Linked DNA regions of Homo sapiens: region 2 is linked to region 1. The links are chromatin loops, found by intact Hi-C in ENCODE. Cell type or tissue: HepG2. All regions are shown on one strand. Each heading gives the region's core, and the rest is flanking DNA. Links, peaks and the distances in the headings are about the cores only.

Region 1 (15,744 bases), core at 3,486-11,485:
ATCCAAAAGAGGTGTCAGGCTGAAGGAGCTGCGTAGAGATAGAATTCTGGGAAAAGGATAATGCAGAACCCTCAAGTAACTAGTGATTGATGATGACGTTTGGAATACAAGTATGGGGCTGGGACTGGGGACTTTCTGAGACACTAAAGTGCATTCGTCAGAGCTCTTCCAGGGCCTCTGTGGTTCAGGAATAGAATGGTATGCAATTCATTTGCTCATTAATTAATTACTTAATTCAACAAGTATGTAATTTTTTAAATTGAGATGGGGGTTGGGGTCTCACTATGTTGCCCAGGCTGGACTTGAACTCCTAGGCTCCAAGCAATCCTCCCACCTCAGCGTCCTGAGAAGCTGGGATTTTTAAGTGTGTACCACCATGCCTGGCTCCAACAAGCATGTACTGAATTATCTTGTCTGTGCTAGGCAGGGGGCCAGGTGCTAAGGCTAGAACAATCAAAAAAACACAAACCCTGTCCTGAAGGAGCTCAACTAGATGATTCCTCAAATAGGGTCAACAGCCAATCACAACACAGTATGTATGATGAGTGGTCCTGAGGGATCACAGAAGAGGGACACAACACTAGTCTGGGTGGGTAAGGAGAGCTTCTCAAGGAAGGGACCTCTATACTGACCCTGAATGCTGAATTAGCCAGAGAGGACAGGGTCAGAGAGGGAGGTGGGAACAGCTGGAGGAAGCTCCCATGTATTTAGGGGACTGCTAACAGTTCAGTAAAGTTAAGTGGGAAGTGATGAAAGTTGAGGCTGGAGGGGTAGGCAGAGGCAGATCCTAATAAGCATTCTTTGTCAGGGTGAAGACACTGAAGTCAAAGGACAGGGGAGTGACATGATCAGATTTGAATTTTAGAAAAATCATTCTGGTTCCGGTGTGAAGGGCAGAGAAAGGAAGGCTGGGCACAAAAGACAGGGAGACCAGTAAAAAAGATGTTTCAACTACCTGAGAGAGAAACCATGATGTTTAGGTGTCCCTGAACCAGGTAGCACCAGTGGACATGAGTGAACAGACTCAGACACATTTAGTGGAAGAACTGGCCAGGCTAGGTGACTGTCAGGATATCAGGATGAGAAAGAGGGAGAACTCTAGTTTGGTCACTGGGTTGCTGCTAATGCCAGTCACTGAGAGTCAAGCCACAGATGAATGAGGCACAGCTGGGTAGAGGGCAATGTGGGGACAGTTTGATAAAGATGTATCTCTCTTTTTAGTGAGTCAGCATGCTTTATATGACTGAGAATAAATCATTAAACAGATTACACTTCATGCTATATTCTGAAAGTTTGTATTACCCCAAAATTCATATGTTGAAATGTAATCCCCCATGCAAAAATGACTGACATTATTAAGAGGTGGGATCTTTAGGAGGAGTTTAGATCATGAGAGTGGAGTCTTCATGAATGGGATTAGTGCCCTTATAAAAAGAGGCCCAAGGGAGCTTGCTGGCCCCTTCCACCATGTAAGAATACAATGAGAAGGTGCCATCGATAAAGAGGTGGGCCCTCATCAGACACCAAATCTGCTAGAGCCTTGATTTTGGACTTCCCAGCCTCCAGAACTGTGAGAAATAAACTTCTGTTGTTTATAAGCCACCTAGTTTATAGTATTTTTGTCATAGTAGCCCAAACATACTAAGATACTTCATAAATGTGTTAATGGTATTGCTGGGCTGGGGTCAGGCAAGTGTCCCCATCCTATAAGATTGGGAAACACTGAATTAAATGAAGCTAAACAGTTTTTGTTATCTCAGAACTTCTCAGAGTCATTAATAGCCTAGGGCCTTTGATGTCCTAAACAGGATATCACTTGCTGTATTTATCAAATCTATTTTAGCCCCATCCCCCCACACCACCACACAACACCTATTTATATCCCTTGTAAATGTATTTCTCAGAATGGTGTTACTTAAAGTGTAGCCCAAAGACCAGCTTCAGTGTGCAAACTATTATAGTCTATGACAAGGTAAGTACAGAAATTGAGACTGTTTAGAAAATTTTAATAGCAATTTTGTGTCTTTGAATCTAATAAAAAATCTAGGTTTGTATGTTGTGTCTGCTTTTTCATCTTATCTTTCTAGTGAGTTATTTCTTTGCTAACTGACATTTTTGTAAAATACAAAGGATTGAAAGTTAAAAGCAATAACGACCACACACACACACACACACACACACACACACAAAAAACCAAAGCTCATCCTTTACCACTGGTAGTTTGAGTGTCTCAGAAGACCCTATGGAAACATGCTAGCTCAGTAGCTCTCAAACTTGGCTACCTGTTTTCATATCCTGAGGAACTTATACAGATCCTGGGTTCCACCCCTGGAGAGTATGACGTAATTCATCTGGGAAGCAGCCTGGCACTGGGATTTGGAAAGATCCCTAGACGATTCTAATGTGTACCCAGGTTGAGAATCAGTGTGGCTCAAGGGAAAGCTCAGGTTCCAGGGTATTCTTGGTTGTACTCTCACACACCTGGACAAGGATCAAGGGGGAGTTGGGAGGTGTGGGGTGGGCCCTGGCTGCACAGAGGAATCATCAGGACTCTTTAAAATGGACTTAGGCCTGGGCCCCTCCTAAACCAATGAGATCAGAATCTTTGCTCATAGTTTCTGGGCACTGGTATTTTAAAGAAATGATTCTAGATCATTCCTAAGGCAGTCAGGGTTGAGAACGATTGGATTAGGAAGTCTAGTTGCAGATGGGACAGTGTGAAAGTAATCACAATAAAAATGGAGTCACTAATTTTTTTAAAAAAAACCTTGACAGGCCGGGTGAGGTGGTTCACACTTGTAATCCCAGCACTTTGGGAGGCTGAGGCAGGTAGATCACAAAGTCAGGAGTTCGAGACCAGCCTGGCCAACAGGGTGAAACTCCATCTCTACTAAAAATACAAAAATTAGCCAGGTGTGGTGGCGCGTGCCTGTAGTCCCAGCTCCTCAGGTGGCTGAGGCAGAAGAATTGCTTGAACCTGGCAGGTGGAGGTTGCAGTGAGCCAAGATTGCACCACTGCACTCCAGCCTGGGCGACAGAGCGAGACTCCATCTCAAAAAAAAAAAAAAAAAAAAAAAAACCTTGACAAGAAGCAAAAAGGCATGGCTCTTTATGCCTGAAGTTGTAGCCTTTGTGCTGAGCAATCACTTTCAGCCCTTGTGAAAGCTGTGTTTCGGCACGTTCCATTACTTCCTAATGTGTCCTCTGAAAGAGTCTAGCTGTTTATTTCCATCAGTCACTGAAACGGACGCCTTTTACTTGGGGAAAGCACAAATGCATTAGGACTTTGTGTCTAAGAGAGAAAAAGAGAGAGGAAAGGGGAAACACATGTAGTGTAAAGACTGGCTCTGACATTTGCTGGTAGAAGTTGGGGGCAAATGATTACAGCTATTTAACAAAAATTTGTAGGAGAGTGATGGGACAGGCCTGGAAGCAACTGAATATGCCCATTTTGTTGCCACGCTGCTAAGTATGATAACAGTGATTTCTCACAACGAAACTCTGGAACATACCATTGTCTTGCCTATGTGACTGTTATGGTCTGAATGCTTGTGACCTCCCCAAATTTGTATGTTGAAACCTAGTCCCCAGTGTGGTAGTATTAAGAGGTGGGGTATGTGGGAGGTGATTAGGTCATGAGGGCGAGTCCTCACCAGTGGGATTGGTGCCTTGTGAAAGAGGCCTGAGGGAGCTTGTGTGTCCTTCCTGCCATGTAAGGACACAACTATTAATAGAAAGCACAAACTGTGGAGCAGAGAAACCTCACCAGACAGCATATCTGCTAGAAACTTGATTGTGGACTTAGCCTCTAGAACTGTAAGCAATACATTTTACTGTTTATAAACGGCTCAGTCTAGGGCATCTTTTGTTATAGCAACATGAGTGGACTAAGACATTAGCCAACATCAATTTTACCAAATGCTACAGGACAGTAATATTTGAAATTGTCTTGAAATACAGCTTGGTATTGAAATTCTTAGTTCAAAAAAATCTATTTTAAACAATATGAAACTCCAAAACCAAAGAAATATTTAATAACAACAAAAGCTCAGTAAGTAAGATCTCTTTACCCCAGGGCACTCAGCCTTAGAGAACATAAAAAGGTGTCATAGTTTGGTTTCTAGTCTGGAAAGCTCACAGACTATTTGGACTATGTAAATACTAGTAATTGTTTATGTCTGTTGTGTTATAAACTGTTCAATAGTTGTAATTTTGCTATTGCTGTTTTACACAACCTAATCATTTATCCAAAACCTCAAGTACTTACAATGTGCTAGGCGTAAAGAGCAATTGTGTTAGGCCCTGGGTTTCAATCCATAAATGAGCAAAGCAGGCATGGTTGTTACCTTCATGGAGTTTTTCTTTTAGTGGAGAAAATAACCATCAAACAAAGAATTTATTACGATAGTGGTAAGAGGTCCATTAAAAATATACGTGACTGGGCTGGGTGTGATGCCTCACGCCTGTAATCCCAATGCTTTGGGAGGCCGAGGTGGACGGATCATGAGGTCAGGAGATTGAGACCATCCTGGCAAACATCGTGAAATGCTGTCTCTACCAAAAATACAAAAATTAGCTGGGCATTGTGGTGCGCACCTGTAATCCCAGCTACTCAGGAGGCTGAGGCAGGAGAATCGCTTGAACACGGGAGATGGAGGTTGCAGTGAGCCAAGATTGTGCCATTGCACTCCAGCCTGGGCGGCAGGGCAAGACTCCATCTCAAAAAAAAAAAAAAAAAACAAAAAAAACCTATGTGATTGGCCAAGTGCAATGGCTCATTCCTGTAATCCCAGCTGCTTGGGAGGCTGAGGTGGAAGGACCACTTGAGCTCAGGAGTTTGAGGCTGCAATGAGCTATGATCACACCACGGTACCCCAGCCTGGGTGACAGAGCAAGACCCCATCTCTAAAACTCTAAGAAAGTAAAAACTAGGCCAGGTGTGGTGGCTCATGCCTGGAATCCCAGCACTTTGAATTCTAGGCCGAGGTGGGCGGGTCATGAGGTCAAGAGTTCGAGACCAGCCTGGCCAACATGGTGAAGCCCCGTCTCTACTAAAAGTACAAAAATTAGCCGGACATGGTGGCGGGCGCTTGTAGTCCCAGCTTCTCAGGAGGCTGAGGCAGGAGAATTGCTTGAACCTGGGAGGCGGAGGTTGCAGTGAGCCGAGATCATGCCACTGCACTCCAGGCTGAGTGACAGAGCAAGACTCCGTCTCAAGAAAAAAAAAAGAAAGAAAGTAAAAACTACAGAAGTACATGATCATCTCTTTCCTTTCCTTCCCTTAGAAAAAAACTATTGCCTCCCTTTCTCCTTCTCCCTCCCTCTCTCCCTTCCTCCCTTCCTTCATTCCTCAAAAAGCCATTAGGTAGGCCCAAACAAGGCAGGCAGAGTGGAGGAGACAGGCCTGAGCCGGGATAGCCTATATAAGAAGGAACAGTAGTCCAGCAGGGCCAAAGAGATCAGCTAGAGGCCAGGCGCAGTGGTTCATGCCTATAATTCCAACACGGGAGGTCGAGGCGGGCAGATCACTTGAAATCAGGAGTTTGAGACCAGCCTGGCCAACATGGTGAAAACCTGTCTCCACCAAAAAGTACAAAAATTAGCCAGGCATGGTGGTGTGCACCTGTAGTCCCCAGCTACTTGGGAGGCTGAGGCAGGAGAATCGCTAGAACCCAGGAGGCAGAGGTTGCAGTGAGTTGAGATCATGCCACTGCACTCCAGCCTGAGCAACAGAGTGAGACTCTGTCTCAAAAAAAAAAAAAAAAAAAAAAAGAGAAAGAGAGAGACAGAGAAGATAGGCTACACACAGGAAGATTGGACACATACGTAAATATATCAAAGGTTAATCTAAACCAGATTTCTCACAAGGGAAGCATAAATATGGAAAGAAGAAAACTTGAACAAACCCTTGGGTGTTGAATTGAAATTGGAGGTATTGAAGTTCTTGGTTTTCAATATGTACAAATAGAGAAATAGAGATGTAAATGTGTGTGCATATACATGCATGTATTTTCCAGCTCTGTCAACTGAAAGGAACTGGGAGCAATGAGTACACCTACTACCCAGATGTTGGTTTGCAAACCCCTCTCTCCACCAAAAGGAACCAGGCCTCCTTGGAGAAATGGCTGATTCCAGGATTGGGGCAGGGAAATTACAAGATGAGTCTAGACTATCTATCTTTTTATGGCCAAAAATAAGGAGGTGTTCAAGCAAGATGAGGACATGTTAAAAGGACACAAAAGGCAGCTTGAAGGGGCTCCCACTGGTCAAATCTGCAACAATTCATACATCAAAAAATGCCAGTAGTAATAAAGCATAATCTATTGAACTAAATAAGAAACCCATGAGTCCACATTGGTATAAATAAATGAATTATTCCATAAAGGGGGAGGAGAGAAACTTCCTTTGTGTATTAGAAAGCCTACTAATAAATGTAAAAGGAGTTATAGAGTTAGAAAATCACCATTTGGCATCAGTAATAATTATAGCAACAATTAGGCAGGAAGCATCAAAGGATGCTAAAACTTACGTGTGAAAGTGGGGTAAGTAACAGGAATTTCCACAGTCTCAAAGTTGCTGAGGAGCAGAATCATAGCCCCTCAAAGATGTCTCCATTCAAATCCCCAGAACCTGTGAACAGGACAAGAGAGACTTTGCAGGTGTGAGTAAATTAATGATCTGGAGATGGGGAAGTTGTTCAGGTGGGTCTGATGTAATCACAGGGGTCCTTGTGAGTGAAAGACAGTAGCAACAGAATCAGAGAAGGAGATGAGATGATGAAAACAGGAGTCAGAGTCTGAGAAAGATTTGAAGATGCAACACTGCTGGCTTTGAGGATGGAGGAAGGGGCCAAGGAATAGAAGCTGGAGGAAACAAGGAAACAGATTCTCTTCTAGAGCCTCCAGAAGGAACGCAGCCCTGCTGACACCTTGCTTGTAGCCCAGTGGGACTCCTTTCAGACTTATGACCTTCAGAACTGTAAGATTATTAAAATTGTGTTGTTTTAAGTCACTAAGTTTGTGGTAATTTGTTGCAAAAACAATAGGAGACTAACACCATTACAAAAGAAAAAAAGTAAGTTTACAGTGGAGAAATCTTGACAGATACTATCTTAGTGAAAGTAACCAAAATTAACACCATCAGAAACAGTCCAATAAGGGTGTACTACCAGATAAGATAGTACAATCTTATTGTATGCAATGAAAAGACACAGCATCTGTTATATTTTAACCAAAAAATGCGTAATGAAAAGACACAGCATCTGTTATATTTTAACCAAAAAATGCCTAAACTGAGGCATAAGACAACATCAGACAAGCCCAAATTGAGAGACATTTTACAAAATGCCTGGCATGTAACTTTTTAAAATGTCAAAGTTATGAAGGTCAAGGATAGGGTGGCAATTTACAGATTGAAAGATACTAAAAACAAACAAAAAAAATGACAACTGGAGCAATGTATGACCCTGGACTGATTCTTTGCTACAAAGGAGCTGCTGAGGCAACTGAAAAAATTTAAATTGATACTGGGAGACGGATCAAGGGGAATTCTTTGTACTATTCTTATAATTTTTCTGTGTAGAACTGTTTCCAAAAAAAAATTTTAAGTGGATGATTGTCATGGTAATACGAGTCTTGCGCAAGCCTAATGGATAAAGGATGTCAGAGGATTGGTGGGAGATGGGCAGGGAGTATGAAACGTGAGGCTGGACAAGATAGCACATTTGTAGGATGGAGATAATGGCCTGAGAGTGTTTCTGATTTGACCGGTGAGGCCCTTGTTCCTGAATGGAAATTAGGCTGGAGCCAGCTTTGCCTGAGTCCCTGCGCAGTCAGAGCCTCATTTAGAAACTTGGAAAACATCAACGTGATGATTATTTTAACTTAATATGGCCAGCAGATGGCAGCAGGCAACTCAGGGAAAGAACAAGAGCGAGAGACCTGGAGATGGGAGGCCCTTGGTTGCTGCTTCAGCTCAGCCAGGAGAGAGCAAAGGCCGGCTGGCTCATTGAGTTGTTGGCCATCTTTGAATTAAAGGGTTCCTGCCAGGCAACAGAACCTCTGACGGCCCAACCTCACCCCCTGGACATCATGGCGGAAAGAGGAGGACTGAGAGAAATGTCTTCATTGTGTTTTAAAGAAAGAAACGCTTACTTTTTCCTAGTAATATAAAAAAGAAAAAGATAAGACATCATTTAATGGAACCTGAATTAGATGCGTCGAGAGACCCAAACATTAAGAACAGAAAGAGCTGGATTCACGAGTCATGGGGCCCAAAATGGCATCAAGTATTTCTGAGGCCGGGCGCAGTGGCTCACGCCTGTAATCCCAGCACTTTGGGAGGCCGAGGTGGGCGGATCACAAGGTCAGGAGATCGAGACCATCCTGGCTAACACGGTGAAACCTCGTCTCTACTAAAAATACAAAAAAAATTAACTGGGCGTGGTGGCGAGTGCCTGTAGTCCCAGCTACTCGGGAGGCTGAGACAGGAGAATGGCGTGAACCCGGGAGGCGGAGCTTGCAGTGAGCCGAGGTCACGCCACTGCACTCCAGCCTGGGAGACAGAGCAAGACTCCATCTCAAAAAAAAAAAAAAAAAAGTATTTCTGACAATGATAATAAAAATAGAGCCTCAGTTTATTTACCTGTAAAATGGGAACAGAGTATTTTGCAAATCAGATGAGTCAATATATGCAGAGTTTTTTATAATTTTTTTTTTGAAACAGGGTCTCACTCTGTCATCCAGGCTTTAGAGAGTTTAGAATAGTGACTGGCATGTGGTCAGTACTTAATAAAAATTACCTGCAATTATTATTATTTACTGAACACTTACTGTGGCCCAGGCATTCAGTTAAGTGTTTTATGTATGTTATATTATTTATTCCTTACAACAGTCTTTTACTATATATTTTATTAACTCAATTTAAAAATTTCAGACTCAGAAAATTTAAATAATTTACACATGTACCGAATGCCTATTAGGGACACTGTGCATTCAGTAGGAATAAGGACAGACATGGTCCCTGTCCTCCTGTAACAACCATCTGTCTAGTTGAGGGTCATATAGCTAGCCAGAGTACAGTCAGAATTTGAACCCCGGTCTCTCTAATTCAAAAGCCTTGCTCCTCTTTGGCTGCCTTCCATAATAAAAAGAGTGAATTGGCCGGGCGCAGTGGCTCACGCCTGTAATCCCAGCACTTTGGGAGGCCGAGGTGGGCAGATAACGAGGTCAGAAGATTGAGACCATCCTGGCCAACATGGTGAAACCCTGTCTCCACTAAAAATACAAAAATTAGCTGAGCATGGTGGCGTGTGCCTCTAATCTCAGTTACTCAGGAGGCTGAGGCAGGAGAATCACTTGAACCAAGGAGTTGGAGGTTGCGGTGAGCCAAGATTGCGCCATTGCACTCCAGCCTGGCGACAGAGCGAGACTCTGTCTCAAAAAAAAGTGAACTTTTACGGAATACCCATTGTGTGCCAGGAACTTTACATACTATGTAGTTTACATATTCCCCAACCAATGAAATAAGAATTATTGTCACCACCATTATACATATGAGGGGATATTCAGTGACTTGCCCAAAGACCATGCCACTAAGGAGCAAGCACAAATACGTTATGTATTTGAAGTCCATGCTCTTTCCATGGCAACACACTCTAGATGCTTCCTAGGGTTAGAAGGGATCTGCACCAGCATCATCCTCATTCTGTCCACAAGTTACATCAAAGTCCAACCCAGGCGGGTCATGCAATCAAAAAGATATCTTGGTAGTAAGGATCCTCTGAGATCTTCAGATTCAACTCTTTGAGCAACTTTTTTTTTTTTTTTTTTTGAGACAGAGCTTTGCTCTTATTGCCCAGACTGGAGTACAATTGTGCAATCTCGGCTCACCGCAACCTCCGCCTCCTGGGTTCAAGTGATTCTCCTGCCTCAGCCTCCTGAGTTAGCTAGGATTACAGGCATGTGCCACCTCACCCGGCTAATTTTGTATTTTTAATAGAGACGGGGTTTCTCCATGTTGGTCAGGCTGGTCTCGAACTCCCAACCTCAGGTGATCTGCCTGCCTTGGCCTCCCAAACTGCTGGGATTACCCACGTGAGCTGCCGCGCCTGTCCTGAGCAACGTATTTTAAAGTAGACACAGAAATCCCTATCAAAACTGGCACAGCAAACAAAGGGAATGTATTGGTTAAAGTAATAATTGGTTGATTGATGAAATACTCAAGGAATACTTCAGCTTCAGAAATGTCTTCATTAGGAACGAATTTCTCACTCTATCATTGGATGTCTTTCTTCTGTGCTGGCTCCATTCGCAGTCCATTAGAAAGAGAATTCTCGCAGCTGAGTTCTAACTCAATCTTTGCCACATTCAAACACAAGTCTTGGGTCTGATTCTCATTGGTCTAAATTGGGTCACCTGCTCATCACTGAACCAATCACTTTGGCCAATTAGGGCCTACCCTTGAAGCTGAAGATTGTCAACCTCTCTCACACCTGATGAGATTTAACAGCAGGGAGGGGTTATTCTCCAAATACAATTTGGGGCATCTTTCTACTCAAAGAATGAATGATTGTGGTGGTTGGATGACAAAAACAGCAGATGTCTCCCACACCTACATTCTAATCAAACTGAACTATTTTGTAGCGTCTGAGGCACATTCTCTACTTTCCTTCTGGCAGGCTGTTGGTCACATTCTTCTCTTGATTAGTACACATTGTTCTCTTGGAACACTTGATCTCCCCCTTCCAATATTTCCCAAACAATCCTCTCTGGCCTTCACAATTTAAATACTATCTCCTTATTTCCAATGGATATAATCCCTTCTTTCTCTGAGTATGAACACCTCTCACAGTTCTCTTATCTTCCCATTATATTTTAGTTATTTATATAAATATAAATAATCTTAAATTTTGAGTTAGATTCCTTATGTTAATGAAGAAGATGCTTATAATCTACAGAGGAAAGAATTATATTTAGAAATTTTAATCAATGGCAAAGATGAATACCTTAGTGAGTTCCTTAAAATCTACATCAGTAGACTCCAAATGAATGAGAATTTACTATAACTAGAGACAGATTACATTTTAACAGTAAAATTTATTTTCAGATTAACTGAAGTTAAGCACCACATTTCCATTGCAACCCTTAATGAAATATTTGACACTGGGCGATCTTTAATGCTGTAAGATATCTCAGTGTCTAAAAGTGAATCATTCTGGAAATGGGTATTCCTCCTTGAGTGAGTGCAATAGGTAAATTCCTCAGTTATTTGTCTTTCCCTCATGGGACTGTAAAATCCTTCACACATATGCTGGACTTATATCACTACAGCCAAACACAGTGCTTAGAATATTTCAGGCACTCCATAAATGTTTGTTAAATGAAGGAATGAAGGAATAAAAGCAACAATGATTGAGAAAAGTATGTGTTTATGTGTTTATCCTTTTAGATGTTTTGAAAAACAATCTCCAGATGTCAGTTTATTTTGCTGTCTTTTGCCCGCTCCTGCTGAAAAGGGAGCACTAAAATAATTTCCAATGAAGGGTTTTAGGTCATAGGTTGAAAGAATGCTAGTGCTAAAGGAAATATCCACTGCCTACTGTTCCTGGCAGTTAGCAGACACTAAAGTGGTGTGAGAATGGATATAAAAGAAGGATAGGTGACTTTTACTATGCATAAAACCATAAATCCTGAAGTCCTAACAGATTATACAGTCAAGGTTCTGATGGTCCACTTAAAATGGGTGGATGAGGAGTATTTAAGGAAGAAACTATTTACAAGGGTATAGACAGAAATTGAGCACATTTTCTTTTTCTTTTTCTTTTTTTTTTTTTTTTTTTTTGAGACAAAGTCTTGCTTTTGTCCCCCAGGCTGGAGTGCAATGGTGCAATCTCGGCTCACTACAACTTCTGCCTCCCGAATTCATGCGATTCTCCTGCCTCAGCCTCCCGAGTAGCTGGGATTACAGGCACCTGCCACCACGCCTGGCTAATTTTTGTATTTTTAGTAGAGACAGGGTTTCATCAAGTTGGCCAGGCTGGTCTCAAACTCCTGACCTCAGGTGATCCGCCTGCCTCGGCCTCCCAAAGTGCTGGGATTACAGGTGTGAGCCACCGCGCCCGGCCAATGGGGCACATTTTCATTGCAACAACAAAGCAAAGGATGGTGATGCACCCAAGGGCTACCAACAGTAGTGAGCCATTGTCATCCCCAAATCAGGTGGGACCAGAGAATGGAGCAGTTCCCCAAACTCAGAAAGAGCTGAAAAGGAGGGCCAGTGAACATGAGTTGGGGTCTTTGAACTCAGCCACACAGCCAGGGAAATTAATACCTAACATTTCTCTCCTTTTGCCCTTTGTTTTGCTGCTGCTCTAGCCTACGATGGGAAGCCATAGTACAGGGAAGCTGTTGATGCGGAGTCCATACAGGTCAGCCACCCAAGGCACAGAACAGGATGGAGAAAAGGGAGGATGGGTTTTGCAAGAGCAAGCAAAGAATATTGACAGAGATCTTGAAGATCTTCTAGTCTCATGGTTAAAAAAATTTTTTTTTTGCAGGCACCTTTATTTTTTATATATTAGACATAAGAAGAAGCCCAGTAGAAGCCAAGCATGGTGGCTCACACCAGTAATCCCAGCACTTTGGGAGGCCGAGGCGGGTGGATCATGAGGTCAGGAGATCGAGACCATCCTGGCTAACATGGTGAAACCCCGTCTCTACTAAAAATACAAAAATTATTAGCTGGGCATAGTGGCGGGCACCTGTAGTCTCAGCTACTCGGGAGGCTGAGGCAGGAGAATGTCATGAACCCGGGAGGAGGAGCTTGCAGTGAGCCGAGATTGCACCACTGCACAACTGAGCAAGACTCCGTCTCAAAAAAAAGAGAAGAAGCCCAGTAGAAAGCAATAGCAATGATATGATAAAATAAATGTGAAAGCCAGGTGCGGGGGCTCACGCCTGTAATCCCAGCACTTTGGGAGGCTGATGCATGCAGATCACGAGATCAAGAGATTGAGATCATCCTGGCCAACACGGTGAAACCCCGTCTCTACTAAAAATACAAAAATTAGCTGGGCGTGGTGGTGTGCACCTGTAGTCCCAGCTACTGGGGAGGCTGAGGCGGGAGAATTGCTTGAACCCGGGAGGCGGAGGTTGCAGTGAGCCAAGATCATGCCACTGCACTCCAGCCTGGCAACATAGCAAGACTCCATCTCAAAAATAAATAAATAAATAAAATAAATGTGAGGGAGCAATTTTGGGGTGTTCCCTTGCTCCCTATGGCAGACTCTAAGGCACTGCTACAGCAGTTGCTACACTCTATAGAGCATAGTTTGAAAATCACTCCAGATTAATCTGTTCATTTTACAGATGAGGAAACTGATACTGCATAAATTGAGTAAATAACTTGTTAAAAGTCATCCAATAAGTTAGTGACAGAGCTGTTCACTGGAACTCAGGCCTCCTGGTCCCCAGTTCCGTGCTCATGCATTATTCAGATGGTGAGAGTGTGGCGGGACATTCTCAGAAATGTGAGGCTCTACTAGGTTGGAGAGGCAAGACAGCATTGCTCAAGTTTGGAGTTAGGCAGAACTAGCTTCCAATCCTGACTCTGGGACCTTTAGGGCAAGTTTTTATTAAACTCATTCTTAGTTACCTCATTAGTAAAATGGAAATAAAAATGCCCAGTTTTTAGAGTTGTTGGGAGGATAAACAAGATAATGTTTATTAAGTGCTTAGCATAGTGTCTGGCACTGAACATCATCAAAAACTGGTCATTGTTATTAATAGTAACTGATTTAAGGGTCTGAAATCACACAAAGATCTCACTGATATGCTTTAAGAAATGTCCAAGATCAGAATGTGACCAACCAAGAAGTGGAGGGAAAGTTTTTATAATGGGCATTTGTTGTTTTGGCTTGCTAACATCCTTCCCCTTGGAGAACCTCTCCCTGATACTCAGTCCATGTGACTTGGCTTGGCTGACCCAACCCTAGCACCAGGGAAGGCATTGTGACGTAGGCCAAGCCAATCAGTGTGACTCCATTCTCCTTGCCACAAGACATCAAATCAAAGATAGGTACCTCACTGAAGTTGTCAGTTTAGAGTAAATGCAAGGACTTTTGCAAGAGTTACCAGAAAAGAACTGGTCTTTTTCACCTGGGATTGTTCGCAGAAAGGAATATCAACATGGGGCTGCTGTGGACCATGTAAAGCCTGAAAGTGAAGCCATCTCAAAGAAAGATCACAGCCAAGAGATGGCCAGAGAATACTGATGACATCATCTGAGCCCCTTGACCAGCAGCTGGCAAACTTTTTCTGAAAAGAGCCAGCCAGTAAATATTTTAGGTTTTGTCAGCTATGAGGGCTCTCTTGCAAGGACTCAGCCCTACCTTTGTAGCTTCAAAGCAGCCTTAGATAATATGTTTTTTAAAAAAAATGAGCATGGCTGTGTGCCAACAGCACTTTATTTACAAAATCAGGCAATGGGCTGTTGTTTGCCAATTCCTGTCCCAGGCCATGCCCAAAGCCAGAAAACTCTGGGACTTTTCAGTTAGGTTTGCTATTAAATTTCATTTTTAGCTTGGGTTGGTTTGAGTTAGATTTATATCATTACATTGGAAAGAGTACTGATGCAAGCCTCCATTTGATAAAATATGGCCTTAACTAGTCCAGTATGTCATAGATTGACTAATGGTTGAGAAATTAGTAATTCCTGTCATCAAATAAAAATTCTGGGCTGGGCGCGGTGGCTGTCGCCTGTAATCCCAGCACTTTGGGAGGCTGAGGTGGGTGGATAACTTCAGGTCAGGAGTTCAAGACCAGTCTGGCCAACATGGTGAAACCCTGTCTCTACTAAAAATATAAAAATTACCCGGGTATGGTGGCGCATGCCTGTAGTCCCAGCTACTCGGGAGGCTGAGTCAGGAGAATCACTTGAACCCAGGAGTTAGAGGTTGCAGTGAGCTGAGATTGAACCATTGCACTCCAGCCCGGGCAACAAGAGCGAAACTCTGTCTCAAAAAATAAAAAAAAAATCCTGGTGGAGGGGGAAGCCCCCCCTTTTCCCCTAAGTCCATTCTGCAATTGCTAGTTATTTGGGGTCATACGTTGCTGCCACAAAAGTTGAAGTTTAACTGGCATTTATCTCCTTCTTGCAACAAAGGAAAAACAAGTACCTCCGTAAGTCTTTGCCTTAGAGCAAGCAGTTCAATAAGAGACCAAAATACTCATTTGAATCTCTGCAGGACAAAATGATCCCAGAGGCTGTCATCCTCAAATATTTAAGAACCCCGTAGAAGAGTTCTTATTTAATTCATGTAAAAACAGGGCAAGGGTGTGTTGTGTGGAAGGGAAGGATGGGCTCTTTAGGAAAGACAGGCCCAAATGTTCCTGTCAAGGGAATTTATCACCCTTATTAGGAAATGACTTTGCTATATGGGAGATCTCATGTTCCTTGGATCAGGGCTGCTTGTTCTATTCTTTCTGACTAATTTCTTGCAGTTACTCAGACTTTCCTGGAATAAAGCTGATTTATTTGAAAGCTGAACACTGCAATCCTGATCTTTAAAACATGTGTGGAGCTTCTGCTGGAAAGGTGTTAGATATTATATCTAAGTGTCTAATTATAAGGAATTTCGGTATCCACTGAGCAACCATAGGTGCTAGGAGCAGCAAAGATCCTAACAGTCAACAGCATCTTTACCTGAATATTGAAAGAATATCGCCAATGTGGGATATAATCATA
Region 2 (15,744 bases), core at 4,685-12,684, 190 kb after region 1:
ATTCTTTACCCTTTCTTGCTTTCTTTCTTTTCTCTCTTCCTCCATTCCTTTCTCTCTCTCTCCTGGCTTCCCTCCTTTCAGTAGAATTCTTTCTCTAATAAAATTACACAGAAATAACACAATCTATTTTATTACATTGTTTATTTCAGAAAATAATTTGGGTTATATGTAACTGGTAAATAAGGGAATAGCATCAATATAATATAGAAGTGAAGTTGGTTTATAATAATAATTCCCAGGACTTCCAAGTTGCAGCAGCTATACATAAAACACACTAAATTGAATGTAGCAACCAAGTGCCTGTGTCCCATTCACCCGTGCCCCCATTCTACCTTTTGGCTCTGTTCAGCCGTATCCTCTGGACCTGATACCTGTTGGAACAGAGAGTTGCTATAGGATGGTGGAGATTTTTGACCGTCAGTTTCTTTAATGGTTATTGGGTTTTTTTTTTTCAGGTTTTCACTTTCTTTTTGGGGTCAATTTTTATGACATTTTAAAAGGAACTTGGTTGTTACATATGATATGTTATCTTTAGGGTGCCTTAGGCACCTTAAAGCTTGAAAATTCCAAGCTAATTTCCAAGATTAGCTTGGAAATGAAGATTTAGGTGTTAACATGGGACTGAATGAGGTTTCTAGGCTGAGGCTGTAAAATTAAGAGTGCAGGGAATGAAGAACAAAATTTGTGTCTAGTGTAGCAGCCTTTCTCTCTCTCTCTCTCCTTTCTTTTTTGCGACGGAATCTCACTCTGTCACCCAGGCTGTAGTGCAGTGGTGCCATCTCGGCTCACTGCAACCTCCGCCTCCCAGGTTCAAGCGATTCTCCTGTCTCAACCTCCCGAGTAGCTGGGACTACAGGGATTCACCACCATGTCCAGCTAATTTTTGTATTTTTAGTAGAGAGGGGGTTTCACCGTGTTGACCAGGCTGGTCTTGAACTCCTGACCTCAGGTGATCTGCCTGCCTCGGCCTCCCAAAGTGCTGGGATTACAGGCATAAGCCACCACACCCGGCCTCTCTCTTTTTAAAATTACCATTTTCTTCATATTTATCATATGCCATAGTCTAGCCATTATAACCATATGTTATATATACATAGCAAGGAGAAATGTTCTAAGTATTAGCTAATCATGCTTGATAGGCATAGTAAGAGAAGACAGCGGGCACAGTCATTCGTCTTTTGTTTCAACAAGAGTAAACTTGTTAAAAACAATTGGCTGAAAACCCCCCAGTTATTTACATATTTGATGCTTTTTTATTTTTGATTTTTGATATATGTGTCCTTTCTTCTGGTTTAGGCCTATGTTTGCTTTTTTATTTTTGATTTTTGATATATGTGTCCTTTCTTCTGGCTTAGCCTATGTTTGCTTTTTTATTTTTGATTTTTGATATATGTGTCCTTTCTTCTGGCTTAGCCTATGTTTCCGAGGGAAAACAGGCCCCAAATCAGAATATTCAAATTTTGTATTTTATCCATCTATCCCCCACAAAAGTGTCTTGAATATGAATGGTTGTTCCCCTTTTTTAAAATTAGGAAAACAGGTTTAAGGAATTGATTTTACCTAAGGTTTTCTCATCCTTGACTCATTGGCTTACATCTTTATTTTCCATTTCCCAAGGTAAAACATAGCAGTTTGGAATTCTAGCTGAGTGTCCTACTCATCAATGTAACTCTCACCTCTTTATTTACCCTTCAAAGATAAATAAAAGCCACACACACACACACACACACACACACACACAGACACACACACACACAAAGAAAAAACATATTTACCCTTCGTTTACTGCCCTGGGAAAATGGAGATGAATCCTTTAAATATTTTTCCTTTGCCAGCTGGCACAGTATTAACTTTTGTCAGTTAAGGGTACTGACACAATGCCATTAAAGGAGGAAGGGAGCTTCTTTACTAGTTTTTGAGTGCTTGCAGCTTCCCTGGCTCCTAAAGTGCAAAATGGTCATCTGCACTCAATGGCCTGTAGCTTCTTGCAGAACCCTATACCCTATCCACCCACGAGGCAGTTTTGTAGCAGAGTAACTCTGCTGCTTTTGCTGCTTGTAGCAATAGCGTTTGGCTCCTGCAGTGCATGGAAACCAGCAGCACCTAGCAGCCAACATCTTCTGGGTGGTTTTATAGTGGAGTGCTTCCAGTGAGACACCACCCATGAATAGCTTTTCATGACGCTCTAAAGGACAGATTTCCAGCAAGTTCTGCTTATGTAGCACCACAGCATCTTCTGTGCCATCCAGTGAGCCATAGCTGTGACCTTTCCAACAAAATCTGGATCTTAGTCTGGGGATATAGTAGGTATTCTTTCTTGGCCATTCCGTTTTAGTTCTAAGGGTGGTGGTTGCGCCTTATCATGTTCTAGAGTTCTCCTTACTTCTTAGTAGCCAATCTCTGGTTATTCCAGTACTCTGTTTAGTTATAATAATGATTCTTTATGTTGAATTTTCCCTGTTCAAACTCCTGTGTGATTTCTAATTTCTAATTGGACCTTGACTGATATATTGTATGTTTGTAAAATGCATGGAATATAAATGGCTAATTATGATGTTTCTTTAGATAGGCATTCTTGAGCACATGTGTCTGGAATATATTTCACTATAATGTTAGTTTTGATGACTGTATTGATTTTCAAAACTGTCAGTTTAGAAACTAGAATTTTAGATTTATCAATCAGCAATGTGGTGTTATGTGGCTAATAGATTAGACATTCATCTGTTGATGAGTTAAAAAGCTCTCCCTGGAATTAAAATTGCTTATCACTGTATAGTACTTTGCATACATTTATTAATTTCCTTAGTAATTTTATGAAGCAGGTTGCAGGTATCACATTTCTGTAAGAAGGAATTAAGTCTTTAAAGTTCAAACGGTATTCCTTAATATCCTTGGATATTTCTTAACCATCATATACTGAGTTTACTAGGACATATAGCACTTGATCCGTTAAAACTATTACATGCAATGTCAGAGTTTGTATGTTGTAGATGTCTTTCATGTCACTCCTTCTCTGGGCCCTGCCCCCATCATAAACTTGAATAAATTTGTGAAATATCTTTTTAATATTTACTTTTTTCCCCAAAAGTCACAGTACATTAAATTGAATGCATTTATATTCTTATGTCACATTAGCATCACTTTAGCTTACTGGATAGTATTTTGTTTTTAGTTGGTTGCAAGTGTTGATTTTTCCTCTTTCAGTTTGCAAAACTATATGACAGGAAATCTGTAGCTAAATATCACTTTATGATTTCCATCTGTTCAAGTACAATAGTGTTTATGGCACAGTCCAGATTGCAATGTGATAGAAATATCCTATTATAGCAGATAGAATTTTAAATGATCATTGTACATTCTAATGAGAAAACATTTTTAAACAAGTACTTCACTTAATTTCAAAGCAGAGTAACTGAATAATACTACAATTTGATGACAGCATCTGTTCTACAGAGTGTGTTTGTGCTGTCAACAATAAAAACTTTTTCTGACTCCCATAGAAATCTATCAGTTTGCTCAAATCTGTACTAATAATGGAAGCCAAGTGGGCAGGGAGATTATTGTATAAGTCAATTTGAATAACCTTAAAATTTTTTGTTTCTATTAGCATGGAGAGTATCTCTCATTATTTTCTGTGAAATGACTTTGGGAGTAGAGCTGGAGATGTTATTTTGGCCTTTTTATTACGTGACAGTAAAATTTTTGCTAAATTATATTTTGAGAGTATTAACATTTACTAAATAAAAACAAACCCCTTTATCACAAGGAACTCTGGCCATTTCAAATCTTGTTGGCTCTAAAGTTGAGGGATACAAGAAAGCAGATTAAAATGATGGCTCCTGGAGTGTCAGGTGTTAGTAATTCCAAGGTTTTTAGTTCTCACAGTGTATATTTGCCTCTATTACACTGATGCAAATGCATCTTTCATGTCTGATCAGCTACTATTTGGTCATTCACTTTTATGCTTCCTATTCTAGTACATGCAGTGCTGAAATGAATGGGAAAAACCACTTTCCCACATGAATGCTCTACTGCACTTTTATCTCAAAAGGAGCATTGTATTTCTTGAGTTTCCAAAGGATTTTAGATACCATTCTTAATTTAATTATTTTATGGCCCTTTCTCTTTAGGTCTGTATTAGTTTGTGAGGGCTGCCATAACAAAGTATGACAGACTGGATGGCTTAAACATCTGACAGTTTTGGAGGCTAGGAGTTTGAGATCAAGGAGATCAAGGTGTTGGCAGGGTTGATTTATTTGAGGCCCCTTCCCTTGGCTTGTAGATCATCTTCTCACTGTGTCTTCACATAGTCTCTGTGCATGTCTGTGTTTTAATCTCCTCTCCTGTGAGGACATAATTACCTCTTTAAAGACCTTGTCTTTAAATACAGTTACATTCAGAGGTACTGGGGGTTAAGACTTCAACATATGAATTGGGGGTCAGGGAAACAATTCAGGACATAACAAGATCTTTAGCCCTCATCTAAATGAACCATGACCATAAACAGTTCTGAGCCTCATTCTATAGGTACATCAGTTTTCTTCTCTACCTTTGGTTATCAAATTCCTTAGTACCCCAGCTACTCCTCTTTTCCCATTTAAGATGACCTTTCTCCTATTCCAGACATTGGCTGGGAAGTTAGTCAAGAGGTAACTTAAGGAATTTAGTGCAGGGTGTCTACCTTAAGATTTTCACTGATTTGCCTTAAATCATGTTCTTCCATTACATATAAAAAAAATTACCAGCAGGCCTTGTCCTTCAGGTGTGTTTCTCACTCCCAGAATACATGTTGACTCCACTTGTCCTTCAGGTGTGTTTCTCACTCCCAGAATATATTTTGAATTTGTAAGAAGTACGCAGTTTAGACCTTGTTCAGAATCCATACAGTATTCATTAGTTCCCCCCTCTAGTCAATATTTGTAGGCCCTACAAACATTCCATGTTCTTCCATAAATCCCTTCTTGAGATAATAAAGAAGTATAGCCTTTTAAACCAGCTACTCAGCTTGCTTGTCAAATTCATATTTTCCAAACAAAAATTAAATAAGGCTTATCTGATAGTTGGTAGTTGACAATATTATTGGTGGTGGTGGTGTTATTTATTTATTTTGAGACAAGATTTCACTCTGTCATCCAGGGTGGAGTACAATGGCACAATCACTACTCACTACAACCTTGAGTTTCCGGGCTCAAGGGATCCTCCCACCTCAGTCTCCTGAGTAGTCGGAACTACAAGGTGCATACCACCACACCCAGCTAATTGTTTAATTTTTTATGGAGACACAGTCTCACTTTGTTGCATAGTCTGGTCTCAAACTCCTGGCCTCAAGTGATCCTTCTGCCTTGGCCTCCCAAAGTGCTGAGATTATAGGCATGAGCCACCAAGCCAAGCTGACAGTGTTATTTCATACCACCGATGATACTTCAGAGACCCATCAACTCTGACTATACATTTCAACCAAAAGTTTTGTTCTCATTTATTTTATGCCAAATTAGAAAATTATTTCCTACTTCTTATGTAGTTTGCAAGATCACAGAAGAATCTGAAAGTAACACAGTATTGTACTTTGAGTTAATTTCTATGTATGGAGGTATCAGGTATACTGTTTTGACCCAGAATTCCCAAAATTCTTTTGAGAGATTAGAAAGGAAAATTAGTAGAATGGGTGAAGTCAGCAGGTCTGTGTTGACAGAGATTATTTTAATTTGAAAAAAACAGTCGGCTGGTATTATTAAGTGGAAAAAATGTGGATCCTTTCATTTTTTAAAGATAATTTTTCATTACATTAAAAAATTCAAGTAAAATGCAAGGTGACCCTTAATAAGGTAGCTTTCTTACCTGTCATATTAGTAAGATTTACAAAGCTGCCAACACACCATTTTCACAGTTATGGGAAACAGACATACTCATATATTGTTATGAGCGAATACAGTCAGTTCTGCCATAGTTCAACATATATGTTCCTTGGCTGTGTTAGGCAAAATTGCACCATAAAAAACACAGAGCTTGTGAGAAAAATGAGATTAGGAGCACAACACTCAAAAACTTCATCAGTGACACAAAATTTAAGACCCTAATAAAAATTGTGGCACAGTTTTTAAAATACATGTTAAATGGCTAAGTACATGAATGGCTAAATAAAATAAACATGGTACTTTACCTTGAAAAAGACCTGAACTTTGCTTGTGGAAGTGGGCCCTAGAAGGGTTGCACCTTGTGAGTTAATAAGGTACCTTTCTTACCTATCATATTAATAAGATTTAAAAAGCTGCCAACACAGTGTTTTCATAGTTATGGGAAAACAGACATATTCATATACCATTATAAAGGAATAGTCAGTTGTGCTATAATAAAGAAGAGATAGTTCTTGTCCTCCAGGAACTCAAAGTCAGGCATATGCAACTCAAAATCTTCCATATTGGAAAGTGGTAGAGAAAGGTTATTCAAAATGGGTTGGAAACTTGTAACAATGAATGTGAATGGTTGTGGCTTGTGACACATGTGAGCTCATACCTCTGTAAGCTGAGGTGGATGTAGGAGGTACGTATGATTTGTATATGCCTACCCTGCTCTGTTTAGCTAGGTACAGTTTTCTACATTTATCTGCTTTCTTGAGGATAAAATCAAGCATAAACAAATACAAAATTTGTGTTATGTCCAAATTGTTCCCAATATGTCAATTGTGTTGTAACAAATTCAAATTTCAAAGTTAGTGTAATAGCAGAACTAATGAGTTGGTATAACTTTTATGGAGAATAATTTGGAAAAAATATACAAAATTTTAAATGTACATGCCCTTTTAAAAATCTGCAAACTCTAGTTATCCTAAAGATAAATAACGACTTATGCAAAATGATGTATTTACAAGGATATTCATTGCAGCAGTTTTTTTTGTCATAAAAAAAGATCATAAGCATCCTAAATGTCTATTCATAGATGAGTGGTAAAATAAGTTCTGGTTCATGCATTCTGAGAATTACCGTGCTGCTGTTAAAGAAAACCACTTATACAAACTGATGTGTAATGTTCTTCAAGATATGTTAAAAAAAAAAAAAGTAGGGTTTAGAATAGTATGTATAACATGCTATCACTGGCACAAAAATATAATATATCCTTGTGTATCTCTATGAACAGATTAACACTGAGGCATATGCTAGTATCTTGATATGCCAGACTCTGAGTTCCTTAAGGACAAGAACTGTATTTTATTTATCACTCTGTCTTCAACAGGTAGCATAGTGCCTAGCTCATATTAGGTGCATGATAAGGATATATTGAATGGGATAGATGAATGTGTCTTAACATTCATGTCTCAGAAAATATGATAAACACAATTCTAAATGTAAAATTGAGGATTATTCTAAGGTATCGTTTGTGTTACTATTTTTTTTCAAGCAATGACTTATGCTTAGAACATTACTGCATTTTCAGATTTTGATTTAAATATATCTATTGAGGTCATGCCGCCACTGGGACATATCCATAGTAGAAAACAACTGATGAAGAGCCATTGGAGAAAGGGCTAACAGGACAAAGAGCAGAGTTGGCATTAGGAGGCATTATTTAAGTTCTGTGTTTCTCCAAAGGACAAAAATAGAACTAATGGATGTAGAAGATATAGGGAGACAGATTTCAGCTTAATATAAGAGCATACCAATAGGTATTAACAATTTAAAGAGCAGTGTCTTAAAGACTTTTGGTGGTGGTTATGCAGAGATTGCTATCAGGATTAATGGAAGGAGGAAGCATGGTGAAATTGAGAGATCAGTAGTCATTTTTAAGAATCAGGCAGATCTGGCTGGGCGCAGTGGCTCACACCTATAATCCCAGGCACTTTGGGAGGCCAAGGCAGGCAGATCATGAGGTCAGGAGTTCAAGACCAGCCTGATAAATATGGTGAAACCCCCGTCTCTACTAAAAATACAAAAATTAGATGGCGTGGTGGTGCACGACTGTAATCCCAGCTAATCAGGAGGCTGAGGCAGGAGAATCTCTTGAACCCAGGAGGTGGAGGCTTCCGTGAGCCGAGATTGTGCCATTGCACTTCAGCCTGGGCGACAGAGTGAGACTCCGTCTCAAAGAAAAAAAAAAAAAAAACAGGAAAAGAAAGAATCAGGCAGATTAGGTTTGAGTGCTCTGCCACTTAGGGACTATTGTGACCTTGAGCAAGAAACATAACCTTTTAAATTTCCTTAACTATGAAATAGGGATAATTAAATGTATCTCATGGGATTGCTGTAAGGATTGAGAAAAGGTAAAGTACCCTACTTCATGTTATGTTAAGCCCTCAATAAATGGTGACAATTGCCATTGAAATAGGAATACTTTTTTAGGTAGAAGGTATATGGTATTTGGTTTCTAAGGTCCTTTTTCAACCTGATATTTCCTAAGTTTTATTTTACCTATTTTAAGTAAGAAACATTTATACATCTGTGTTTCAATTGTATTATACCAAAAATATAATTTCTGAATTGTGAGAAATTGTTTATTAAATGCCTATATAACAATCATGCTTAATGTATGTTTTAATTATTAAGAGATGATTTGCATTTAATTATCTAAGGTCGACTACCACAGTAGAGACTGTAACAGCCATGATTCCTTCAGTAAAACAGAAATTCACTATGCATTTCAGTGAGGGACTATAACATAGAGAATTGGTTACATAGGTGTCAGAGGATTGAATGAGCAAAAGTGAGAGCTCTGAGGTAACTGAGTGATAATAACTGCTGAAAGCAGCTAACACTTCTGGAACTGGAGAAGTGAAGAACAGGGGACCTGCAGACTGGGACTCAAAGACCTGAGGAGATGGTCCTGCCTGGCGGCTGTTGCTACCTGTAAAGAATTAGTATGAAACTTGAACCTGGAACCCAACAGTTGTGGCCAAGGGCAAAGTATTGTTGCTTGTAGGACACCTACAGCAATATCAAGTAAACAGGGAACACATTTGTCATGCTTTCTAGTCTCCCTCTAGTGTTCCTTATTGGCAGAACCTAGCAGGAAGCCAGATGGCAAATGGGAAATACAGTTTTCAGATCCTCAGCCCTAGGATCACAAAGCAGAGTATAAAAGGGTAAATTTGGAATTAAGACACAATAGCTTGACAAATGCACAGAGACATCTGTGTAGAATATCTCATATTTTAACACCAAATTTATGTATTTTTCATATAGAAAATTTGCATTTTAAAATGTTTTTGTCTAGAAGGAATTTGCGTGTACATATACTTTCCATCAATAATTTAAGATGTGTTCCTTTCAGAAAGGATGACTGAGTTCACTAAGAATTCCACATAATTTGCTTTTCTCCCCACAACCCCCAACTCTTGCTGAAAATTTGATATAAACCCTCATGAATCTCTAGGAAACCTTTTCCTTCTTTATTGCATGTGATTCTTCCAGGAATTAAGATTTGCAGAATGTAACATGAATTAAAAATTAAATTTGAAATATTTGCAGTCATATGTTTATTGTTACTGAGTAAAATTGCTAGTGTGGCTTCAGTTTCTTGCAGTTAAAGCAGGGTGGACTTGTAGAGCTGAGGCTGTTTCTATGATTTAAAAGATACTGTGTTAAAAAAATATATTCTTATTCTTCTTTGCTAAAGTGAGCCAATAGATTGCAACTGTATTTTTGATTAAATATAGTTTGATATTTTTGCAAATTATTTTTTTAAAAGATACTAGTATTCACAGCAAATGTGCAGACGTAACTAAGACATCCCCACACCTCTGTTACAACTAGATATGTTCATTCGATTTTGGTAGTTATACAGTTCCCAGTGAAGTCACCAATGTTTATTGGCCCCTTCCTTCACTGAGATACGTTCATGGGTTCTGATGAGAAATACTTGTAATTATTCTAAGAGCATGCTTTAGCATGCAACCTTGGTAAAAATATGGTAGGATCATACTCTTAAAACATCTTTTCTTTTGTCTGAGTGCAGGCATTAGGTAAATTATGTCACACACAGCACTGCAGTGATTTATAGAAGTTAAATAAATGTTCGTAAGTAATCTTAATACCTTTAAAATATTTTGGGAGGTAAGGTTTTACATTATGAAAATATTCTGAGCATTTTATAAAATTATTCAACATTTATACTTTGGTTATAGTTTTTGTTAAATAGGAAATATCTAATTATATAAAAAACGGGATATATTGGCAGAGTTTCTTAATAGGAGTTCTTTTTGATGTTTCCTTTCATCTCATTAGTTACAAGGTTTAAATTCTATGCCCTAAGTTCATTGGCATTTCACAGGTAGACTTTTTGCTGCTATTTTCCAACTTTAGATGTGTGAAGCCTGTACTACAGCCTCTGGATGAATGGCAACATAAAACTAGGGTCTTCAATTACCAGCTTAAAAAAAGAAGATATTAAATATAAATATCAGAAAACTTGATTATAAACACTATTGATGGGAAGAAAAAAAAACTTGATTAAAATATCCTGAATTGTAAGGGGACCCATTCATTAAGATATTGATTATAATAGTGAAATTTAAAGTCAACTGGTTTTTCTAATTTATGTTAATCATAATTAACCCTCCATAACATTGTAATACATGTTGGTAATAGTCTGAAGCAGACTGTTGTATGTATAGAAACAATTTCTTCATATTTTTAACTACCTGAAAATATGAGTAAGTTAACAGTAGTTGAGAGTAGTACAGATTTTTGGTTTTGAAATACCATTAGAATAGCAGTGTCACTTTTTAAGCACTGTGCAGCTTCCTGTGTTATTCCCTTCTTTGTCCAACTGTTACTTTTTCTTATGAGAGGCTTCCACACCCTATTTGGTATCCACTTTCTTTTTATCAAATAAAGATAATTGCATAATGAAACTACTGTGATTTCATGCCCTAACTTATTCACTGTCTTTGAGTTTCATAAGATAAGCACTATAATTAAAGTCATTTTACCAACAATTAGTGGGAAGGAAGCATACAGTGGACAACATGTTTTAAAATCATAGAAAGGAGGAATGCATGATTTTAGAAATCTGAATGAGAACTCATAGCATGTAGAGCTCAAATTATTCTTCCTCAACTAGCAGCAGATCAAAATAGGTGGTGGTATAGTTTGAAAAAGCATATTTAACATTATCACATAATTTTATACTGGGAAAATGAAAATAAAAAAGATGATGTTTTGTAATACAGTCCACATGAGTAAGGTTTGATAACTGGTGGGAGTGAGTAGTTACAGATTCTCAACTGAGAAGGGTGGCAAAAAAAAGGCTTTTATATTTATCAGAATGGGACATAGATGTTTTTTCTTTTTTTGAGACAGGGTCTCACTGTCACCCAGACTGGAATGCAGTGGCACGATCTTGGCTTACTGCCAACCTCTGCCTCCTAAGTTCAAGAGATTCTTTTGCCTCAGCCTCCCTAGTAGCTGGGACAACAGGAATGGGCCACCACACCTGGCTGATTTTTGTATTTTTTAATAGAGATGGGGTTTCACCATGTTGGCCAGGCTGGTCTTAAACTCCTGACCTCAAGTGATCTGCCCGCCTCGGCCTCCCGAAGTGCTGGGATTACAGGCATGAGCCACCACGCCCGGCTGGGACATAGAGTTTTAAAATGTTAAGAAATGCTACCTTAGATTGTATCTGGATATCTTCTGGTATTAATTGTTGCCTCCCTTTCCTGTCTCACAGGTCTGTCATAAGATTTATTTTAAAGTTTAAACCAAGTTCTAGCCTAACAATAGAGGGTAACTACTTTAAGTAGACAATTTCACGTACACTACTAGACAAGTGATTTTCATGTCAGGAGAACTCCAAACTGAGACTCCCATCTAAGGTACATCTGGGCCACAATTTCTAAACTGTGTGCCAAGAAACTCAAATCCTCACAAAGGTGACTCAAGGCCAACTCAGAGCCAGGGGAGAAGCCTGCTGGTCTTCCAATCGCCCTTCAAATAATTTATGTTTTTTACTTAGTTTTCAAAAGACTTTACTGGGAGAAGAAAATAGTTTTACTGTCTTAAAAAAAATAATTTGGGTACCCATTGAAGAGTATCCCAACAAATAGCACCATTTTCTTTCTTGTGGCTGGCATAGCCAGTTGAGGACATTCTGTTTTTTTAAAAGAGCGTTTCTCACTGTTTTCCCACATGAGACTGACAACATTGTTTTATTTACCAGGCTGTGAATAAACTGTAGAAAATTAGAAAGTGGATTAAAACCTTATTTTGGATATTTTAACAGTGGGTATATACCATATGTTAGATACATGTATACACACACGTTTTTGCAAACTCTAAATTTTGGGAGAATAGCAACATATTCCTAAAGGAATTTCTAAAGAGCAGGTACTGGATAGTTGAAAAGAATTACAGGAAATGACTAGTGTAAAAACGGAAAAGCTGATATTTTTGAAATTTACTGCCACTGTTCTGTTATTATATTTGTACTAAAAATAAGTTTCTTCTAAAAAGTATAGTTTCTGATTTTTGTTTTTAATCTCTACTGAAATCAGAGCCTACTTTATACAAAGGTAGTGAAACAAAGTTTGCCCTAGTGTTCTATTCCTGGTTGAAATAACCAGATGCACTTAGTTTTAGACATGAGGAACAAACTTTCCCAAGTGTTATCTTTTTATCTTAATATTTTAATAAATAGTTATATAAATATTAGCAAATCTAATCCAGCAGTGTTTTAAAATAATAAATCTGGACCAAGTAGCATTTATCCCTGGAATGCAGGGATGGTTTAGTATTAGGAATTATACCTAATATAATTTAGTAGATTAGCAGACTAAAGAAAATATTATGTGAGTCATAAACCATGTATGGGCACTTTTGCCACATAGGTGCAATGTTTTAACAGTCAAAAATAACCACCTTCTTTTAATAGTGTCATGTGAATTATTCTTTTTTTGCATTAGAATTTCTACACATGGTTTCTGTTACTATTGTACTGTTATTCTAAACATTTGTTTGATTTTAAGTCTTTATATCTTTTCTTAATGTCATTCAGCAGGGCGTCAATAGTAATTCTGAAAAATATTGTCCCAGAAATCAGTAACTTTGGGGAAAAAGTTAATTATGGTAAAATGTAGTGAAGAAAACCAAACAAATTGATGTTAAATGAGAGACAAAATTGTACAAAATATTAGTGATAAAGCTGAGAAAAGGCAACAGTAAAACAAAAATGTTGCAGCGATTATAGATTTTTGTGCTCTCACACCATGTCATGTACAGTTTCTTTTTCCTATGGGAAAATTAATACTCAATACTGAGTTTTGACTTATGTGAAATCTACAGGAATAAATACTTTTCATACAAGAACAAAAAGAAGAGGTACCTAATTTAGCTAGAGCAGGACAGGAGGATGATGGTAGGGAAAATGACTAGAAAAATTTATCCAGATGAGGAAGTCAAAGCTTCAGAAGGTGAATAAACATATTCAAGGACACTTACAAATGGATAAAGTCGAAGTTTAAGTGTGTTGGTCTTAGGAGTAGAATTGAGTATGACTCTATAGTATGCTTACTACTTATTTTGGTTTCTTGCCCAGAAGAAAGGTATTTCGGTAAAAAGGAAAGCAAATTTGTATACAGTTTTCCTTTCAAATGCAGAAGAAGCAAAACACGCTAGCACTTACAAATATTAATTTCAGCTTGCTCTTATCTGTGTTTTTGCCAGTTTGTAGGACTTGCTAAAAAAAATTACACAGCCCTGGGGTCCTTAGCTAACCAACACATTCTTGTTACTGACCAGGATATGCTGGTTGACTGTTTTACCATGTGCGTTAAATTAGGAGAAAAAGATATACAAGTTCATTTGGCTTTTATGTGCACAGAATCTTTTCAAATTGTAAAAATAAAATTACCTATCCACTGGAGGATATCTTGGGCCAGGAGTTCAAGACCAGCCTGGGCAACATAGGAGACCCTATCTCTACAAAAAGTGTAAAAATTAGTCAGGTGTGGTGGTGTGTGCTTGTAGTCCTAGATACTTGGGAGGCTGAAGCAGGAGGATCGCTTGAGCCCAAGAGTTCAAGGTTACAGTGAGATATGATCATGCCTCTGCACTCCAACCTGGGTGACAGAGTGAGACCCTGTCTCATTCATTCATATACACAGACATGCATGCACACGCACACACGCACACACACATGCCTCTCCACTTGAAATAAAAATAAGTTAATTCAGTATTTTGAAGAAATCAGAGTATTTGACTTAGTAATATTTCTTTCCAGATTTTTTCTAAGTAACAAAGAAATTTATTTGTATATTGTGATATGATTAATCCTTCAGTTAATCTAAGTTTAGCCATATAATGCTTTCTTTCTACTTTGTCTCTTACTCGAATAATAAGAAAGAAAAAATTTCACAGACAAATATTTCTGTTCTTCCAGTGTCCTGAATACAGAGTAGGACTGTAAGAATTTTAACTAATTCTTATTATGGGGTATTATGCAAAGCAAAACTATACTGAGAGTCAGTTGTTTTATTCTCAGGTTCTGTAAACTGAGACTAAGTTGTTTGGTTCTTTAAGTCTCAGTATTGTTTTGTGTTTCGTTTTGAGATGGAGTCTTGCTCTGTTGCCCAGGCTGGAGTACAGTGGCCTGATCTCAGCTCACTGAAGCCTTGATCTCCTGAGGTTAAGCGATCCTTTCACCTCAGCCTCCTGAGTAGCTGGGGCCATAGACTCACGCCCCCACACCCAGCTAATTTTTGTATTTTTTTGTGGTGACAGGGTTTTGCCATGTTTCCCAGGCTAGTCTTGAGCTCCTGGCCTCAAGCAATCTGCCCGCCTCAGCCTCCCAAAGTGCTGGGATTTCAGGCATGTGCCACGTCACCTGGCTAAGTCTCAGTGTTCTTATCTCCAAAATGGGATAGGCCTATATCCGTGGAAATACTGCTGCTGCAGCCCTATTCCAGACCAACTAAATCAGAGTCTCTAGAGGCAAAACTCAGATATACATGTTTTCTAAAGTTTTCTGGATGATTCTCATGTTGGGAGTCATCGTTGAGAACCACTGAACTAGATTATTTATAAGATTCATTCTACTCAGAGTGTGGTCCACGGACTGGCTGCCAATATACCAACTGTTTATTGCCAGTCCTCAAGTACATGTGCAGCTAGCTTGTGCCAAAATGTAAATCAGCTAAAGCACTAGTGTGCTATTTAGTTTGGTTGCATTCTTTTTTTGGTAGCAAGACTATTGATTAAGGAAATAGTAAATTTAATTTACACTTTGGTACAAGCTCCTTATTTGGTTTCAGACCAGCAGTTGGAGTAGCACTTCTTTGAGTTCTTTCCTAGTTCTTAAATTCTGCGACTGAATATATAATATATGGTTGTTTAAAATCTGCTGATCTACAATGTTATTGCAATACTACTGAACATTATAATAAACAGAAGGTTGTTATTTAGATAATGGAAATGGAAGAATTTGGAAGGTTAAAAATGTTGGTGACAATTTTTTAAAGAAAAAATGAAATGTTTAGGTGCCAGTCTTCTAAAATGGAAAAATGTTTCATTCAACCACCATATTATGACTAATATTTTATGGCATAATTTACTGGTTCAGTGCACCATTCTTTCTTTATTGTTGCAAGAGATAATTGAATTACACATGGCTAATTATTAAAAATGATTGCAGGGCAGTTTTAAAATGTAAAAAATTCCATGTGATATTTAATAGGACTTCAATAGTGGTAGCTGAAGAAAATTAAGAAAATAATTGCTCTTAAATATATCAGTTAATCAGTAAACACTGTTCTGCAAA

The links. Hi-C counts contacts between places; a loop is a spot of excess contacts. Peaks named below come from ENCODE experiments on the same cell type or tissue, not always from the same donor. Only the 100,000 strongest peaks of a DNase experiment are listed, where the experiment ranks them.
Region 2: it touches region 1 in a loop (11-fold over the local background); 23 of 110 quality-filtered maps call a loop at or near these places.

What each region holds. Positions count from the first base shown.
Region 1 is chr1:86,825,881-86,841,624 of GRCh38, forward strand. LOC105378831 (a long non-coding RNA gene) reads right to left here and starts at 29. Exons shown (of 3, transcript XR_947561.2): 1 at 1-29. RefSeq lists an enhancer at 7,883-8,032. In HepG2, for the core only: a CTCF peak has its summit at 7,899 (motif pointing right); a DNase peak (open chromatin) is centred at 7,921.
Region 2 is chr1:87,016,424-87,032,167 of GRCh38, forward strand. The region is part of intron 1 of HS2ST1 (heparan sulfate 2-O-sulfotransferase 1); the gene reads left to right. Among named protein-coding and RNA genes, the nearest start is that of LINC01140, 110 kb to the right of the region's middle. RefSeq lists a silencer at 840-1,009 and an enhancer at 14,581-14,630. In HepG2, for the core only: a CTCF peak has its summit at 8,971; a DNase peak (open chromatin) is centred at 8,968.